Regions from separate parts of the Homo sapiens genome. Here region 2 is linked to region 1. The links are chromatin loops, found by intact Hi-C in ENCODE. Cell type or tissue: breast epithelium. All regions are shown on one strand.

Evidence for each region. A loop is a pair of places that touch in the nucleus more often than their neighbours do. Peaks named below come from ENCODE experiments on the same cell type or tissue, not always from the same donor. Only the 100,000 strongest peaks of a DNase experiment are listed, where the experiment ranks them.
Region 2: a loop joins it to region 1, with 9 times the contacts of the local background. A loop is called at or near these places in 3 of 110 quality-filtered maps.

Annotation. Positions count from the first base shown.
Region 1 is chr12:49,695,295-49,703,294 of GRCh38, reverse strand. All of the region lies in intron 1 of FMNL3 (formin like 3), which reads left to right. Among named protein-coding and RNA genes, the nearest start is that of FMNL3, 8.1 kb to the left of the region's middle. RefSeq lists enhancers at 3,728-3,777, 4,018-4,077, 4,098-4,197, 5,826-6,327. In breast epithelium, no CTCF peak of the experiment used is centred here; a DNase peak (open chromatin) is centred at 3,869; H3K4me3 peaks cover 584 bases; H3K27ac peaks cover 1,580 bases.
Region 2 is chr12:49,293,576-49,301,575 of GRCh38, reverse strand. It overlaps PRPH (peripherin), which reads right to left and starts at 6,429. Exons shown (of 9, transcript NM_006262.4): 1 at 5,831-6,429; 2 at 5,338-5,398; 3 at 5,049-5,144; 4 at 4,520-4,687; 5 at 4,303-4,428; 6 at 3,999-4,219; 7 at 3,850-3,899; 8 at 3,539-3,618; 9 at 2,890-3,288. The coding sequence starts at 6,375. The coding sequence ends at 3,223. TROAP-AS1 (TROAP and PRPH antisense RNA 1) reads left to right here. Exons shown (of 8, transcript NR_120449.1): 5 at 3,870-4,860; 6 at 4,992-6,316; 7 at 7,041-7,128; 8 at 7,680-8,000. RefSeq lists a silencer at 3,876-4,170 and enhancers at 4,071-4,240, 3,980-4,524, 5,497-6,413, 6,414-7,331, 7,411-8,000. In breast epithelium, CTCF peaks have their summits at 4,669 (motif pointing left) and 4,869 (motif pointing right); a DNase peak (open chromatin) is centred at 4,047; H3K4me3 peaks cover 2,485 bases; H3K27ac peaks cover 385 bases; H3K27me3 peaks cover 5,065 bases.

The sequences.
Region 1 (8,000 bases):
CTCAGAAGCTAGTATTCTGGCCAGTACTGGACTTTCCATAGAGAGGGGAGGCAGAGGGCTCTAAGGTCTTTGAAAGGATAGCTGTCTGTCTTTGTTGTGATTGTACTCTGATTTTTCTCTTTGTTGATTTACTACAGACTTGACATGGAGTCTAAAAGTTCTGATGCCAGAAAAAGCCCTGTATATCCCTTAGGAGGAGGCTTTCAGGGCATAAGGGTAGGGTTGTGTGACAGGAGCTATCCCTGCTGCAGTTTCTCCTCTCACATTTCCCTGGTGATGACTGACAACTTGGGGGTTTTTCTGTAAGTGTAGCATTGATGTGGGAGCTAAGCTGGCCTGGGTGCTAGTTGTCTAAGAGGCTTTGAGGGGCCTCCTTTGACACAGAAATGGGCTGGGAAAAACTTGGACTAAATATCAGGTTCCAAATCACCATGGTGGAAATTTTTTTCCCAGCCCTCAGGATTGTGGTGAATTAGTTCAGGCTAGAATAGAACTTGGGAGGGGGCAGGGAAAGGGCCTTTCACAGCAGCTGGTCAGAGGAACCTTCTTCTTGTTCAGAGACCCCACAGAGAAGACCCTAGACCACAGAGAGGAGTCTTATTCCCTTGACCTTCTGATATGACCCTGCCTTAGTCTGGGGGAAGCCTGTGTGTGGTGGGGAAGGGACTGATGGAGTGGACTCTGTCATTTGGGAATGTTTTCATTGCCCAGAGGGAGATTCAGCGTTTTTTTGTTTTGTTTTGTTTTGTTTTCCTCTTAAAGTAATACTTATTCTCTAAAGAAAGTATGGGACAATTCAGAAAGAAGAAAAGACTAAAGATTTAGGTTAAAGAAAAACATCCATATTTTCTCTAGTTTCTTTACCAAATGCAAATATTTTCTTAGTTCCTTTACCAAATGCAGCTGATGTGCTTTAAAACCTTTATATTTTTTTCTCTGCATAGAGTTTTATACAATGTTTTGATATTTGATTTATTTATTTAAGACAGAGTCTCGCTCTGTCACCCATGGTGGAGTGCAGTGACATGATCATGGCTCACTGCACCTCACTGCAGCTTTGAACTCCCAGGCTTGAGTGATCCTCCTGCCTCAGCCTCCTGAGTAGCTAGACCACAGGCGTGCGCCACCATGCCTGGCTAATTTTTTCATTTTTTGTAGAGATGGGGTCTTGCTTTGTTGCCCACATTGGTTTCAAACTCCTAGGCTCAAGTGATTCTCCCACCTCAGTCACCCAAAGTATTGGGATTTTAGGCATGAGCCACCATGCCCTGCCAGTATATATGTTTTTTATCCAGTTTTTTTGTTTGTTTTTTGCTTTTGTTATTTCATTAGTTTTCCCAGGCTAGTAATTGTAAGTGGTTTGTTTTTGTTTTTGAGACAGTCTTACTCTGTCACCCAGGCTGGAATGCAGTGGTACAATCTCTGCTCACTGCAACCTCTGCCTCCTGGGTTCAAGCGATTCTCCTGCCTCGCCTCCCAAATAGCTGGGATGACAGGCGCCTGCCACCACGCCTGGCTAATTTTTGTGTTTTTAGTAGAGACGGGGTTTCACCATGTGTTGGCCAGGCTGGTCTCGAACCCCTGGCCTCAAGTGATCTGCCCACCTCGGCCTCCCAAAGTGCTGGGATTACAGGCAAGAGCCACCAAGCCTGGCCTGTAAACATTTAAATGCTTGTACGATGGTCCATCAAGTGAAGGTACCTTTGTTTGCTTACCCATACACCTTTTCTTAGATATTTAGGTTTTTTGCTTCTGTTTGTCATCATAAACAATGCTGTGATGAACATCTTGGTGTACAAAGTATTTTCAATATTTAGAGTTTTCCTTGGGATAGAAACTCAAAATAGAACTTGCTAGATTGTAGGATATAACTGTTTTTGTTTCCAAATGGTTTTTAAAAGAGGGAATAATGTATGAGAAGGTTTTTAAAAGGATGGAAGAGGATTGAGAATAGCTTCTTTTCTCCTGATTATGAAAATAATAAATATTTATTAGGTAAATTTGGAACTTACTGAAAAGTGTAAAGAAGATAATAAAACCTATAATCTCACCATCTACTATTAACACTTTGATGTACGTGTATATATATTTTTTAACAATTGGGATCATACTGTGTATATTGTTTTGTAAACTGATTTGTTCATTTACTATTTTAAGCATTTTCTCATTTGCTTATATATTATTCAGTATCATTATTTCTTTTTTTTTTTTTTTTTGAGATGGAGTCTCACTCTGTTGCCCGGGCTGGAGTGCAATGGCCCGATCTCGGCTCACTGCAACCTCCATCTCCTGGGTTCAAGCAATTCTCCTGCCTCAGCCTCCCAAGTAGCTGGGATTACAGACGCCCACCACCACGCCTGGCTAATTTTTTTGTATTTTTAGTAGAGATGGGGTTTCACCATGTTGGCCAGGCTGGTCTCAAACTTCTGACCTTAGATCTACCCACCTCGGCCTCCCAAAGTGCTGGGATTACAGGTGTGAGCCACTGCGCCCGGCCCAGTATCATGATTTCATTACTGCATAGTACTCTATAATATTTTATCACTGCCTTATGTTGCCTTTTTTTTTTTTTTTTTTTTTGAGGTGGAGTCTTGCTGTGTCGCCCAGGTTGGAGTGCAATGGTGCGATCTCGGCTCACTGTAACCTCTGCTTCCTGGGTTCAAGCAATTCTTCTGCCTCAACCTCCTGAGTAACTGGGATTACAGGTGCATGCCACCATGCCTGGCTAATTTTTGTAGTTTCATTAGAGATGGGTTTTTGCCACGTTGGCCAGGCTGATCTCAAACTCCTGACCTCACGCGACCCACCTGCCTCGGCCTCCCAAAGTTTTGGGATTATAGGCATGAGCCACTGCGTCCAGCGTATCTTACCCTTTTAAAATCTCTTTTTTTTTTTTTTTTTTTGAGACGGATTCTCACTCTGTCGCCCAGGCTGGAGTGCAGTGGCTCGATCTCGGCTCACTACAAGCTCTGCCTCCCGGGTTCACACCATTCTTCTGCCTTAGCTTCCCGAGTAGCTGGGACTACAGGCGCCCGCCACCACGCCTGGCTAATTTTTTGTGTTTTTAGTAGAGATGGGGTTTCACCATGTTAGCCAGGATGGTCTCAATCTCCTGACCTCGTGATCCACCTGCCTCGGCCTCCCAAAGTGCTGGGATTACAGGCGTGAGCACCACGCCCAGCCTAAAATCTTTTTTTTGCTGTTACAAATAACACTGTGTTGAACATCCTGTGCATAAATATTTGTGTCCATCTCTGATTATTTCCTTAGGATAAATTGCTAGAAGTGGAATTATTGGGCCAAAGGGTATATGGTTTTTAAAGGCGTTTGAGACATATATCTTCTGAAAAAGTTTTATCAGTTACCTTTTCCACTGATAGTATATGTGTCTACCTTTCTCTGTAAGCTAACCGTTACTGAGTGAATTAATGTTTTTAAAGCCTTTGCCAGTTTGATTAATTAGACATGGTATCTTGTTTTACTTTGCAGTTCTCTGAACATTTCATTTTAAGTGTTTTGGCCATCTTTTATTTGCGTTCTTTGCTCTCTGTTGGGGATTTATTATATACATATGTCTATGTAATAAATGTATACATTTCGTATAGTTTTTCATTATAAAATATTTTTCACGTATAAAAGCATATGTAACTGTTATGTAAGGTTAAAATAATAAAATGGATGCCATTGTATCCACTGTGGAGTTCTTGGAATTGCTTCCTGCCCGTTACTTTCTTCCTGCTACTTTATCTGGGATGAAAAAGCCCTTTCTCAGGACTCATTGGGTCTGTGTTCTGCAGCTGGGACAGTCCAGGTGGCAGCCACACCAGTGCTTCCTAATTCTGTCTGTGGGGAAACAACTGCTACAGCTGGTGAGAACAGGAACTGGTCTTGGTGGAAATAACTAATCTTCAGTGAAGTGAAAAAAGAAGCCAAAGTGGAGAGGAAATGAGACCACAGATCCTCCCCTGCCCCTGAGGTTGCTTGGGGAGGCTGGGCAGAGCCGGGGTCCTGGTTCTGTGGTCAACACCAAAGTATGTGCCCCAGAAGTGACTGTAGTAAGCCCATGGGACAGCAGTGTTGGCTGCCTGAAGTCAGCGTGTCATCTGGTCTGCCAGACCAGTCACTTCCATTCTGGGGAAACATTTCTCCCACGTCTCCAGACCAGTCTCTTCCATTCTGGGGAAACATTTCTCCCACGTCTGAGCTGAGCAATAGCAGAGCCAGGGAAAGGCTAGGGGTTCATCGCGGTTCGGAAATGACTTTAAAGAAGGGGAGGACCTTTTTCTTTGAAGATAGAGGAGGGGACGGTCCTGTCAGCACACAGGCTCCTCCTCTCCTGCTTCTTGCTGGGTACTTCTGAATAGCAGCAGGTGAGAACTTCAGGGATTTAAGATTGTCATTCATAGAGAAGTGAAGTGGATTCCAGAATAGAACTGAGCTGGGCAGCTAGAATTCCTGCATTCCATTTCCAGTCTCTCTCTTTTGCCTCTCTGGGCAAAGTTATGTCTTTGTATCTTGTTTTCCTTTCACATGGAGAGTGAGTCAGTCCCCCAGGAAAGGTGTAGAAATGTCAAGCTCCCTCTGTGTCCTGGAGATACTCTTGTTGTCTTTGCCTCCCACTTTCCTCTCTACTTCTCTTTTCCTCTTTTAGAATCTTCCTCTTTCCAGGTTCTCTTACGCTTTCTGTCTTCCATCACCTCACAACAAAGTTGTGGGTTGGGGTTTGTGTGTTGGGTAGGGGAGGACATGGATAGGGTGTTTTTTTTTTTTGGGGGTGGGGAGCAGTATCTCCCCTCCTGCAGCTTTACTATTATGCATACTCTTCTTAGTTTATAAAGTATTTTTAGGTCCTTGAAAGGTGTTCTCAATAATGTCCAGAACCACGAGGGGCTAGCAGAATTATTTACATGGCAGATTTTGCCAGTAGAGGACAAGTTTAGGCTCTTGTATATTAGTGATGGTTTAATTCTTATCCTTATCCCCCACGTCCATCTCTTTTACCACCTTATCCCCCCTCACCCAGAGTTATGGCCAAAACTGGAGTTGGGGCTGGTGATCTTACCTCTGGGTCCCTTATACACACCAACAGGGAAGATACGTACTTTGTTTCTCCCCTGTTTGCTCATTTCTACTCAAATTCAGAATGGAGAATATCATAATCCTCTTTTAATTGTACGGTGCCTCTCTAAGAAAGTTGACATGAGCCTGGTCGTTGGGTACTTTAGGAGATGGATATTTGGTTTTAAAAACTACCTATAGCTTAGAGCAGTTTCTGTTCTTGTTTTTACACAGAAGCTGGGGAGCCAGTCAATAGATCCTCCTAGTGTTTCCCATGAAATCTTAAAAAAAATTTTGTTCTGGGAGGAAGCAGTAGACCATTGGTTTTGGAATCAGAAGACTTAGGTTCTGATCCAGCTTTATAGTCTTTTTTTTTTTCAGCTGCACGACTTTAGGCAAATCCTGTAACTTTTCTGAGTCAATTTCATCCTTTATGACACGTGTGAGGATAATACCTATCCTACAGGTTTTTGAGGATGCTTACAGGAGACAACATAGTGAAAACACTTTGTAACCTATAAAGGTGCTAAAAATAAATATTTATTGTATATACATTACCCACTTTATCTCGTCTCAGAATTCCATAATTTAAAGTAGCTTTCAACTGAGGGAGGTATTGTCCCAGGAGGGAGTTTTTGGAAGCACTTGAGGATGTTTTGATTATCATACTGACTGGGAGTGCTAGGCTTTCTAGCTGAGAGCCAAGGCTGTTAAACATCCCTCTGTGTTTGGGTCATGTTTTGGTGAGTCCCACACAATGAAGAAGGATCCTGCCCAAAATGTGATTGGCACCCCTACTGAGATTTGCCTTCCACTTATCTGTACCTCCTTTGTCCTGTGTACCAATTGAGGATGAAGCTTCAAGAGCAGTAAAAGGGAAGACAGAGCCATGGTGTGTGGTGCTTTCTTGGTTTTCCCATTTCCTAGCACACCTTTAGGAAAGAGGTGGACCTCTTTTTATTACCTCTGCCTGTTGGTTTAATACCTGATTCCTCTGTACTGTGGGCTCTACCCTAAAACTCATCAAGTGGCAGTTTGGGATGTACATACTACACTCACCCCCTGGTCAGTTACTCAAGCCAGAGTAAAAGTTTTTATAAGTTGGGAATATGTTTGAGAGATCTGTCAACAGTAGTTCTCAATCTTTTGGGTAACAGATTCCTTTGGAAATCCAGTTAAACCTGTGGTCCCTATTTCCCCTCTCCCCCTCCCATCTATGTATGAACACATGTAGTATTTTGGGAGTTTTAAAGACCATTTTTGGATTTGCTGAGGAAGCCCTGGCTGCCAGCCTGGAGGAATGGGAAGTGATAGCTGGGTGAGGAAACTCTACTGCAGGAACTCCTTGATACAGTTTTAGTACTCTTGATCCTTGGTAAGAAGGAGCCCTGGTTATTGGTTCAGATAAAATAATGCTGCTGTTAGTGGTTCCAACAAAAAGAGCTTGTTGAAACTTGGGTGATTCCCATTCAGAGGAAGATATTCAGGCCCCTGGACAGTTTAACTTTGATTAAGGATCCTTTGTGATGGGGTCTACCTCTTTGAACTAGGGCCCTAGCCCTCAACCTTTGGGAAGATCCAGGTGGAGATAATAGGATGTACAGCTGGCCCTCCTTATCTGTGGGTTCTGTATCTGTGGATTCAACCAACTTCAGATATAAAATATTTGAAAAAATTGTGCATGTACTGATCATGTAGCGTTTTTTTCCTTGTAATTATTCTGTAAACAAAACAGTATAACAACTGTAGGTGAGTCTTAAACAACAAGGCCTTGAATTGTGTGGGTGAGCTTATACGCAGATTTTTCAATCAAACGAGAATTGAGTAGTAAGAATTGAAAACCTTACAAGGAGGGCAGACTTTTTCATACACATGGGTTCCATGGGGCCTGTGGAGTTTGAGTATGCTCAGGTTTTGGTTCCAGGACCAGGCTTGGAGCCATTTGGTCTGGTCCTGGAACCAATTCCCCACATATACTGAGGGACAACTGTATTTACATAGCACTTAATTGTATTATGTATTATAAACAGTTTAGAGGTGATTTAAAGTATACAGGAGGATGTGTGTAGGTTGTATGCAATTACTATATAATTTTATATCAGAGACTTGAGCATCTGGGGATTTTGGTATTCTAGAGAGGTCCTAGAACCAATCCCCTTCAAATACCAAGAGACAGCTATATTTTCACAAATCCCAGGAACCCAGTGGCCTCTTGCAGTGACGGCCAAAGGTTAGATAATATCCTGTGTTTGGAGGTACTACCTGCCTAAAGCAGCAACTCTTTCCTGCAGGCCTGAGGTCCTTGGGGGAATATCTGGGTAGTGAGCTTCCCAGCATCTGCCTGGGAGAAGGATGGATGGAACGTTTGTTTCTCTAGCAATGCTTAAATCCTCTCTTCTACCTTACAAAAAAAAAAAATGACCTGTACCTTTTTTGACTGCTCGGATATTTCATAACAGAATTTTTGTAGGAAAATTTACATCTTTTGGGGGACTTATGAAAAAAAATCTTTAAGACAACACTCTGTTTTTTTCTGAGTAGAGTCCCTCATCTCATCCTTTTAGGAATGGCTCAGTGTCTGGTCCTTACCGACTGCCTGGATTTAACTTGTAAAGGTTAAGGAAAGACAGTTAACATTTGTTGGATGTATGCCGCGTACTTTGACATGTTTTATCTCATTTAACTTAACAACAACTCTATGAGGCAGTATTTCACTGCAGTGTTTTTTTACAGGCAATATGAAGCTAGGGCTCAGAGGGGTTAACTAAGCGGGGATGGTCTCAGCTTAAATGTCACTAACTTAGGCCTTAAGGAAACTATTTTTGGTTAGATTTTTTATTCATGCTAAAAGGACTGTTGGAAAAACAACTTCTAAAAGATGCTTAATCTTTTATTTTTTATATATAGATTTTAAATTAATAAAAAAGTATCTGTAAGGGTAC
Region 2 (8,000 bases), 400 kb after region 1:
GCTCCAGTGATCCTCCTACCTCAGCCTCCCAAGTAGCTGGGACCACAGGCTCATGCCACCATGCCCGGCTAATATTTTAATTTTTGTAGAAATGGGGTCTCTCTGTGTTGCTGAGGCTGGTCTCGAACTCCTGGCCTCAAACCATCCTCCCACCTTGGCCACCCAAAGTGCTGGGATTACAGGCATGAGTCTCCACACCTGGTCAGGAAATAGACATTTTCAAGCAGAGGCAGGGATGGTGATGGCATAATCTGATTTACTAAGGGTATTGAATAGATTTGGGCAGGTGGCAGAGCAGGCCAGGGGAAGGAAACCATTGATAATGTAGATAATGTGACCCACGCAAGATATGATGCTGGCCTGGACTAAGATGTTGGTAATGGGGATGGAGAGAACCAGACAGACTTGAAAGAGAGTTAAGAAGTAGACTTCATACCAGGCACAGTGGCTCATGCCTGTAATCCCAGCATTTTGGGAGGCTGAGGTGGGAGGATCACTTGCGCCCAGGAGTTTGAGACCAGCCTAAGCAACATAGGGAGGCCTTATCGCTACAAAAAATGGAAAAATTTGCTATGAGTGGTGGCAAGTTTCTGTGGTCCCAGCTACTCAAGAGGCTGAGGTGGGAGGATCACTTGAACCCAGGAGGTCAAGGTTGCAGTGAGCTATGATGGTGCCACTGCACTCCAGCCTGGGTGGCAGAGTGAGACCGTCTCAAAAAAAAAAAAAAAGCCTGACATGATGTCTTGTGCCTGTAATCCTAGCATTACTTTGGGCAGCTGAGGCAGGAGGATCATTTGAGCCCAGGAGTTCAATACCAGCCTGGGTGACATAGCAAGACCCCATCTCATGAAGCAAATTTAAAAATTATTTTTTGGGCTGGGCGAGGTGGCTCACTCCTGTATTCCCAGCATTTTGGGAGGCCGAGGTGAGCAGATCATGAGGTCAGGAGATGGAGACCATCCTGGCTAACACGGCGAAACCCCGTCTCTACTAAAAATACAAAAAAATTAGCTGGGTGTGGTGGCAGGCGCCTGTAGTCCCAGCTACTTGGGAGGCTGAGGCAGGAGAATGACATGAACCCAGGAGGCGGAGCTTGCAGTGAGCCGAGATTGCCCCACTGCACTCCAGCCTGGGTGACAGAGCAAGACTCCATCTCAAAAAAAAAAAAAAAAAAAATTATTTTTGGCCGGGTGCAGTGGCTCACGCCTGTAATCCCAGCACTTTGGGAGGCCGAGGTGGGTGAATCACCTGAGGTCAGGGGTTCGAGACCAGCCTGACCAACATGGTGAAACCCTGTCTCTACTAAAAAAACTTTACAAAATTAGCTGGGCATGGTGGTGCACACCTGTAATCTCAGGTATTTGGGAGGCTGAGGCAGGAGAATTGCTTGAACCCGGGAGATGGAGTTTGCAGTGAGTGGAGACTGAGCCACTGCACTCCAGCCTGGGCAACAAGAGCAAAACTCCATCTCAATAAATAAATAAATAAATAAATAAATAAATAAATGTGTGTGTGTATATATATATATATTTTTTTTTTGAGATGGAGTCTCGCTCTGTTGCCCAGGCTGGAGTGCAGTGGCACGGTCTCGGCTTGCTGCAACCTCTGCCTCCTGGGTTCAAGTGATTCTTCTGCCTCAGCCTCCCAAGTAGCTGAGACTACAGGCGCGTGCCACTACGCCTGGCTATTTTTTTTTTTTTTTTGAGACGGAGTCTCGCTCTGTTGCCCAGGCTGGAGTACAGTGGTATGATCTCAGCTCATTGCAAGCTCCGCCTCCTGGGTTCACACCATTCTTCTGCCTCAGCCTCCGGAGTAGCTGGGACTACAGGTGCCCGCCACCATGCCTGGCTAATTTTTTGTATTTTTTTTTAGTAGAAACGGGGTTTCACCATGTTAGCCAGGATGGTCTCGATCTCCTGACCTCGTGATCCGCCCGCCTTGGCCTCCCAAAGTGCTGGGATTACAGGCATGAGCCACCGTGCCTGGCCACCGGGCTTCTTCTTCTTCTTCTTCTTCTTCTTCTTCTTCTTCTTATTATTATTATTTGAGACAGAGTTTCGCTCTGTTGCCCAGGCTGGAGTGCAGTGGTGCGATCTCGGCTCACTACAACCTCCGCCTCCCAGGTTCAAGCGATTCTCCTGCCTCAGCCTCCCAAGTGGCTGGGATTACAGGCACCCGCCATCACACCCAGCTAATTTTTTTATTTTTAGTAGAGACAGGGTTTCACCATGTTGGCCAGGCTCTTCTTGAACTCCTGACCTCAAGTGATCCACCCGCCTTGGCCTCCCAAAGTGCTGGGATTACAGGTGTGAGCCACCACGCCCGGCCATTTTTTTGTAGTTTTAGTAGAGACAAGGTTTCACCATGTTAGCCAGGATGGTCTTGATCTCCTGACCTCATGATCCACCTGCCTCGGCCTCTCAAAGTGCTGGGATTACAGGCGTGAGCCACCGCGCCCAGCCTATTAAAATTTTTTAAATAACAAAAGAAGTAGACTTCACAGAATTTGGGGTCAGGTGAAGAAAAGAAGGGTGCATAAGCTGAGGTGAATTCTAACTTGGGCACTAGGTGTCTTAGTGGTGCCTTCTTCTGGGGCAAGGAATCCAGAGGAAGAGCATGATTGCAGAGGGAGGTGAGGAGCTCTGTTTGGGACAGGTTGAGTTTGAGTGGCCTGTGAGGCACCCAGCAGGTGGCTGGGCATTCCAGGCTGCAGGTGAGGGACAAAAGCTGAAAAGGAATGGACAGAGGTAGAAAACCTAGAAGGGTATATTGATGCCAAGAGAGTGACAGCCAGAAAAGAAATGACTCGAGACAAAGGGAGAACACCGCCGAGGCTCCTCCCCTCAGGTACCGCACACACACTTCCACAGAAACAAATGCACTGGAGAGTTTTCTCTTGACAGCATTTTATTTGGTTCAAATGTGAAACTCAGACCCTGGCTCACCCACTTCTCATCGTGGCTGGAGTAGATTTGTCCTGAGGGGGGATCATTGGCTTCTTATCGGGACATGAAAAGGGAAGCACATAGGTCACATCAAGTGTCAGGGCAGGGAGAGGCCCAGCGACTGCTGGCCGGGTAGGGCTTGGCCATAAGCCAGGAAAGGGATGCCTGGTACCACCTTTTAGACACATGCAGAGGGAGAGGAGACAATTCAGGAGTGGTCTTAGGGTTTGGGCTTTGAGCAGGCCTAGGGCAGAGTCAAGGCTCCGGACCAAGGGGTTCAGTAACTGTGGGCAGAAGACTTGTCCAGCTCACTGCGCTGCTCCTTCTGGGACTCTGTCACCACCTGCTGGGGACAGGGCATATGATGGGCACAAGCCATTCAGCGCCACCCTCCATCCTACTCCTTTGGATCATAGAGCCCCACTCCCTGGGGTAACCAGCAGAGGCTCCTGGTTATCTATCCACGTTCTCTGTCTCCTTCTCTGTCTCTCCCCAAGAATTACCCACCCTAAGTAAGATTAGCGACAGCCAGGCTGGGGCTCAGAAATAATATGGGAAATGGTGGGGTCCTGGCATTAGGGGACCTGCCTCACCTCCCCATTCCGGGTCTCAATGGTCTTGATCAGAACCGTCTTCCGGCTGTGGCTGTCCTGGGGAGGCTCCACCTCAGGCACTGAAGAAAGCAGGATAAAGGGTTCAAGGGGGAAGGCGTGGGAATCTCTCCTCTTAGGCTCCCACTGCTATCCCTGAGGGCAGGGGAGGGGCGGGTTTGAGGAGTAGGGGTGGGTACAGGCCAGGACCCAGAAGTTCCGTGGGGAGAAGAGATCCCTGAGGTGAGCCAGAGCAAGAGCCCGAGGAGGGCAGAAGTGGACAAGGAGAGGTACAGGCTGTAAGCCAGACTCACCAGTCGTCTTTATATTTAAGGAGGCAAAAGAATGGACGGGCACGGAGATCCTAGAGGCGAAGCAAGTTGTCAGCGCCCCTGCCCAGGCCCCGCCCTGCCCGGCCCAGTCCCGACCCCGCCCTGCCCCGCCCCAGCAGCTCCACCCTCACCGGCTCTCCTCGCCCTCCAGCAGCTTGCGGTAGGTGGCGATCTCGATGTCCAGGGCCATCTTGACGTTGAGGAGCTCCTGGTACTCCCTCAGGTGCCGCGCCATCTCCTCTTTTAGCTGTCGCAGCTCCTCCTCGAGCCGCGCAGCGCCCGCCTGGTAGCCCCCCGCCTCCAGGGCGAACTGCTCCTCCAGCTCTCTCAACTGCCTGAGCAGCGCCTCGTTCTGGGGTAGGAGAGTGGAAGGGGCCAGTTGCAGAACATTTCATCGTCCGCTCCCCGGGCCCGAGCGCGCAGCTTCGTACTCACCGTGCCGCGCAGCCCGTCCACCTCGCACGTTAGACTCTGGATCTGGCGTCGGGACTCGTTCATCTCCTGCTTGGCCTGGCGCAGGGCCTCGTGGTTCCGGTTGGCAGCGTCGGACAGGTCCGCGTACTGAGAAGTGGGGGTAACCCAGGCTTTAGTCGGCTGGGACGCGCGACACCACCCCAGCGTCCCGCCTCGCAGGCCCTCCCGGCTCTTGCACCTTGGACTTGTACCACTCCTCCGCCTCCTGCAGGTTCTTCGCGGCGATGCTCTCGTACTGCGCGCGGATGTCCCTCAGCGCTGCCGTCAGCTCGGGCTTCACCGTGGCTTCCACCTCCACCTGCTGCACCTGCTGGCTCTCCACACTCACCTGCAGGTCTCGCAGCTCCTACGGCCGGGAGCAGGCAGAGGATGGACAGCGGCGCAAATTCCACGCGGGCCACGCAGTTCGTGCACAGAAAAGAGAAGAAACGCTTGAACGAACAGAAGTGGGCGCCAGGGAGGGCAGGGCGTACAGCCCTGCGCCCCCGCGGGCGCGAGACCAGAGGCCAGGTTTCGGAGGTACAGCCCCGCTGCCCGCCGCCAGGTGGCGCAAGGGTGGGAGTCTAACCACCTGTAGACTAGGGTGGAGGGGCTGCGTCTACCCAGCATCGTCCTGATCCCCAGGGCGATGCCTCCGCTCCACCCGCCAGCTCCAGCGAGACCACCCCACAACCTCAGAAACCGCCCCTGATACCGGGCCCACTTACCTCCTCGTGCAGCTTCTTGAGGAACTCAATCTCATCCATCAGAGACTCAATCTTGCGCTCTAGTTCCAGGCGGGACAGAGTGGCATCGTCCACGTCCTTCGAGGGGTGGCAGTGGAGGTTCAAGATAAGTTAGGGGCTGCGCAGACCAAGGAAGGACCAGGCCTTCCCTGTCTGCCTCAGGAGGCATCTGGGTTACCCCCTTCTCCCCGCGCCCACCGATGCCACCTCTGGATACTGAGATCGGGGGTAGCGGTGGGGAGGCTGAACTCGGAGAGGGGCTCGGACTCACCTTGCGGAAGAGCACGAGGTTGTGCTCCGCGTCCTCCCGCTTGCGCGTCTCCTCCTCCAACCTGACGGGAAGAGCGTGCAGAGGCTGAACTGCGGGGTCGCCGCCCAGCTCGCACCCCAGACCGCACGCCCCCCAGGATCCGGTTAGAGGCTGTTCTGCTGCCCAGGACTCTAAATGGAGGGCTGAGGCTGTCTAATGGAATTGCCCCGCATTGTCTCTAACGGACTGGGAGCTGAAAAGGGGGTTTCCTCATTACTCAGGGGAGGCACAGATACCCACTTCTCCCACCTCCCCAAACACTCAGAGCAAAGGGGTAGCGGGGGGCACTTGGAGCCCGTGGGCAGGGATGCTGCCCGCACACACCTGGGTTGGTAAGGGGAGCCACACCCTTGGGCTGCTGATGGAGAGGGGAAGCGAGGGGAGGCAAGAGCAGCCGCCTCGACGGCCGCTTCGACCTCGCCTCGACGGCAGCGGCCCAGCCCTGCCCCCTGACCTCTGCTTGAGCGCCGCCAGGTCCTCCGCCAGCCCGTCGCGCTCCACCTGCACCCGGTCACGCTCGCGGCCCAACAGCTCCAGCTCTCGCCGCAGCTCGCGCAGCTCCTGCTGGCACAGCTGGTCGGCGCGCGCCGGCTCCTGGCCCCGGGCTTGGCTCAGCTCCCCGCGCAGGGCCGCGTTCTGCTGCTCCAGAAAGCGTACCTTCTCGATGAAGTTGGCGAAGCGGTCGTTGAGCTCCTGCAGCTCCTGCTTCTCGTTGCTGCGCGTGGCCAGGAACTCCTGGTTGAGGGCCTCGGCCATGGAGAAGTCGAGGCGCTCCGAGGGCAGGCGCAGGAGGGCGCCCGCTCCCGCTCGGGGGCTACGGAAGCTGCCCAGGCGCACCGAGGAGCTCGGGGACGCGGAGCCCAGCAGGCGGCTGCTGGAGAAGCGGGAGCTGGACGAGTAGGAGAAGGCCCCGGGGGATAGTGAGGGCGGTGGACCGAAGGTACGGCGGTATGAGGTGGAGCTGAAGCCGGCCCGGAGGCCCGACGGGTGGTGGCTCATTGCGGCCAAGGATGGGCAGTCACCGTTCGCAGAGCTAGGCCGGGGGCTGGGAAGGAGCCGCAGACCGCTGCGAGGCGGCTTTATAGCCCTGCGGTCTCAGGGGGGGCACGGGCAGCTCCTCCCACTGGCCTGATGGCCCGCTGGAGGGGGGTTGTATGGGGAGGGGGATGCCCCACCCCTGCGGAACAGCAGGAGCGCCTTCCCCTCCCTTCCCTGGTTGCAGGCCTCTACCCACTTGATTGCCCCCTGTTGCCGCTGGGGTGGGGGTCACTTCCTCCCAACAAGCACCCAAAGCTAGAACCTAGGGTAGGAAGGCCTGACTTGAACTAGAGTCCCTGAAAATTGCGAGGTAGAAGGACCTGAAGTTAAAGGGCAGGCTTCTGGCACAGGAGTAGGGAGGAGGCCAGCTGGAGGGAGAGTTGACCTGGCTTAGGCCCCATAGCTAGTGCCTTGACTTGCCCCCTGAAGGCCAGGCTCTATTTTCACCTGCTGTCAGCTACCCCTCCTTCACCACACCCAGAGAGGAATAGGAGACAGGGGCGCAGAGGCAGATCGGGCTGGGGAAGAGCTACTCTCCCTAATCCCCAGGGCCCTGTGAAGGGCTGGTGCCTGGCGCCAGCTCTGCTGCTAATGGGCTGACCAGCCCCCCTCCCCCTCCCCTGAAGACGGCCCAGCAGAGGTTGTCTGCTGATGTTTCAGCCTTAAAGACACAGCCCCCAAACCTAGACCTACCCCGCAACAAGCCCCAATGAGGTGGGTACATCATAGGGGGCTGAGGGTGGCTGGACCCAGCTCTGGATCCCACTCGGGAGGGTCTGCCCCATGCCACGGGCTGGGCTAAGTGGGCCTTTTGTATTCTGTCTTGGTTTACTGGATTCTCCCTCCCCCCAACCCCACACCAATTGCTGCTCAGTCATGGGCTTTACAGGAACCAGAGTGATTCCTGAGGTAGGAAGGGGAGGGGGCTGAGGGGCAACAGCGGCTGCCAAGGCTGAGAGATGGATGGACTGGCAGGAGCTGGTTTCCAGTATTGATGAGTTGCAGGTACCAGGGATGGGTGGGGCTGGATGGGGAAGAGATGGGGAAAGAGAAAGTGCCCATCCCCAGCAGTCTGAAAGAGAGAAGGCCCCAGAACAGGTCCACAAACCTGCGCACGCAAACAGATGCATACACACAGCTTTGTATATCTATGCGCACACACACTACATACACACACATACACACACAATCACACATCCCACCACACCCTCCCCTACTCCAGAGTTAGCGAGAAGGCTGATATCTGGCCTTTGTATGTCAAACAGCTTCCAGAATGCAAGCACAACCTGCCCAGGAGTGGACAGAGGCAGCTCGGATGGTCTGCAGGAGCCGGGTTGCTGAGGTCTGCTGGGTTTGCCAGGAACCATAGGGCTGGGGCTGCTGCTGCTGCTGGGGACTCCAGCGCTGTCCTGTGAGACAGGTCTGCCTCAGATGGGACCTGAGGACAAGAGAGTGCATCTGGGGAAGCAGGTTTCAGGTTCCTGCCTGGATATCTGGCTGGGGGTAAGGAGGGCGGCTCCCTGGCTGGCCAGCTCCTCAGTATTGCAGGGCAGCAGCCCCCTCCCCCCTTTGTGCGTCCTGTGAGA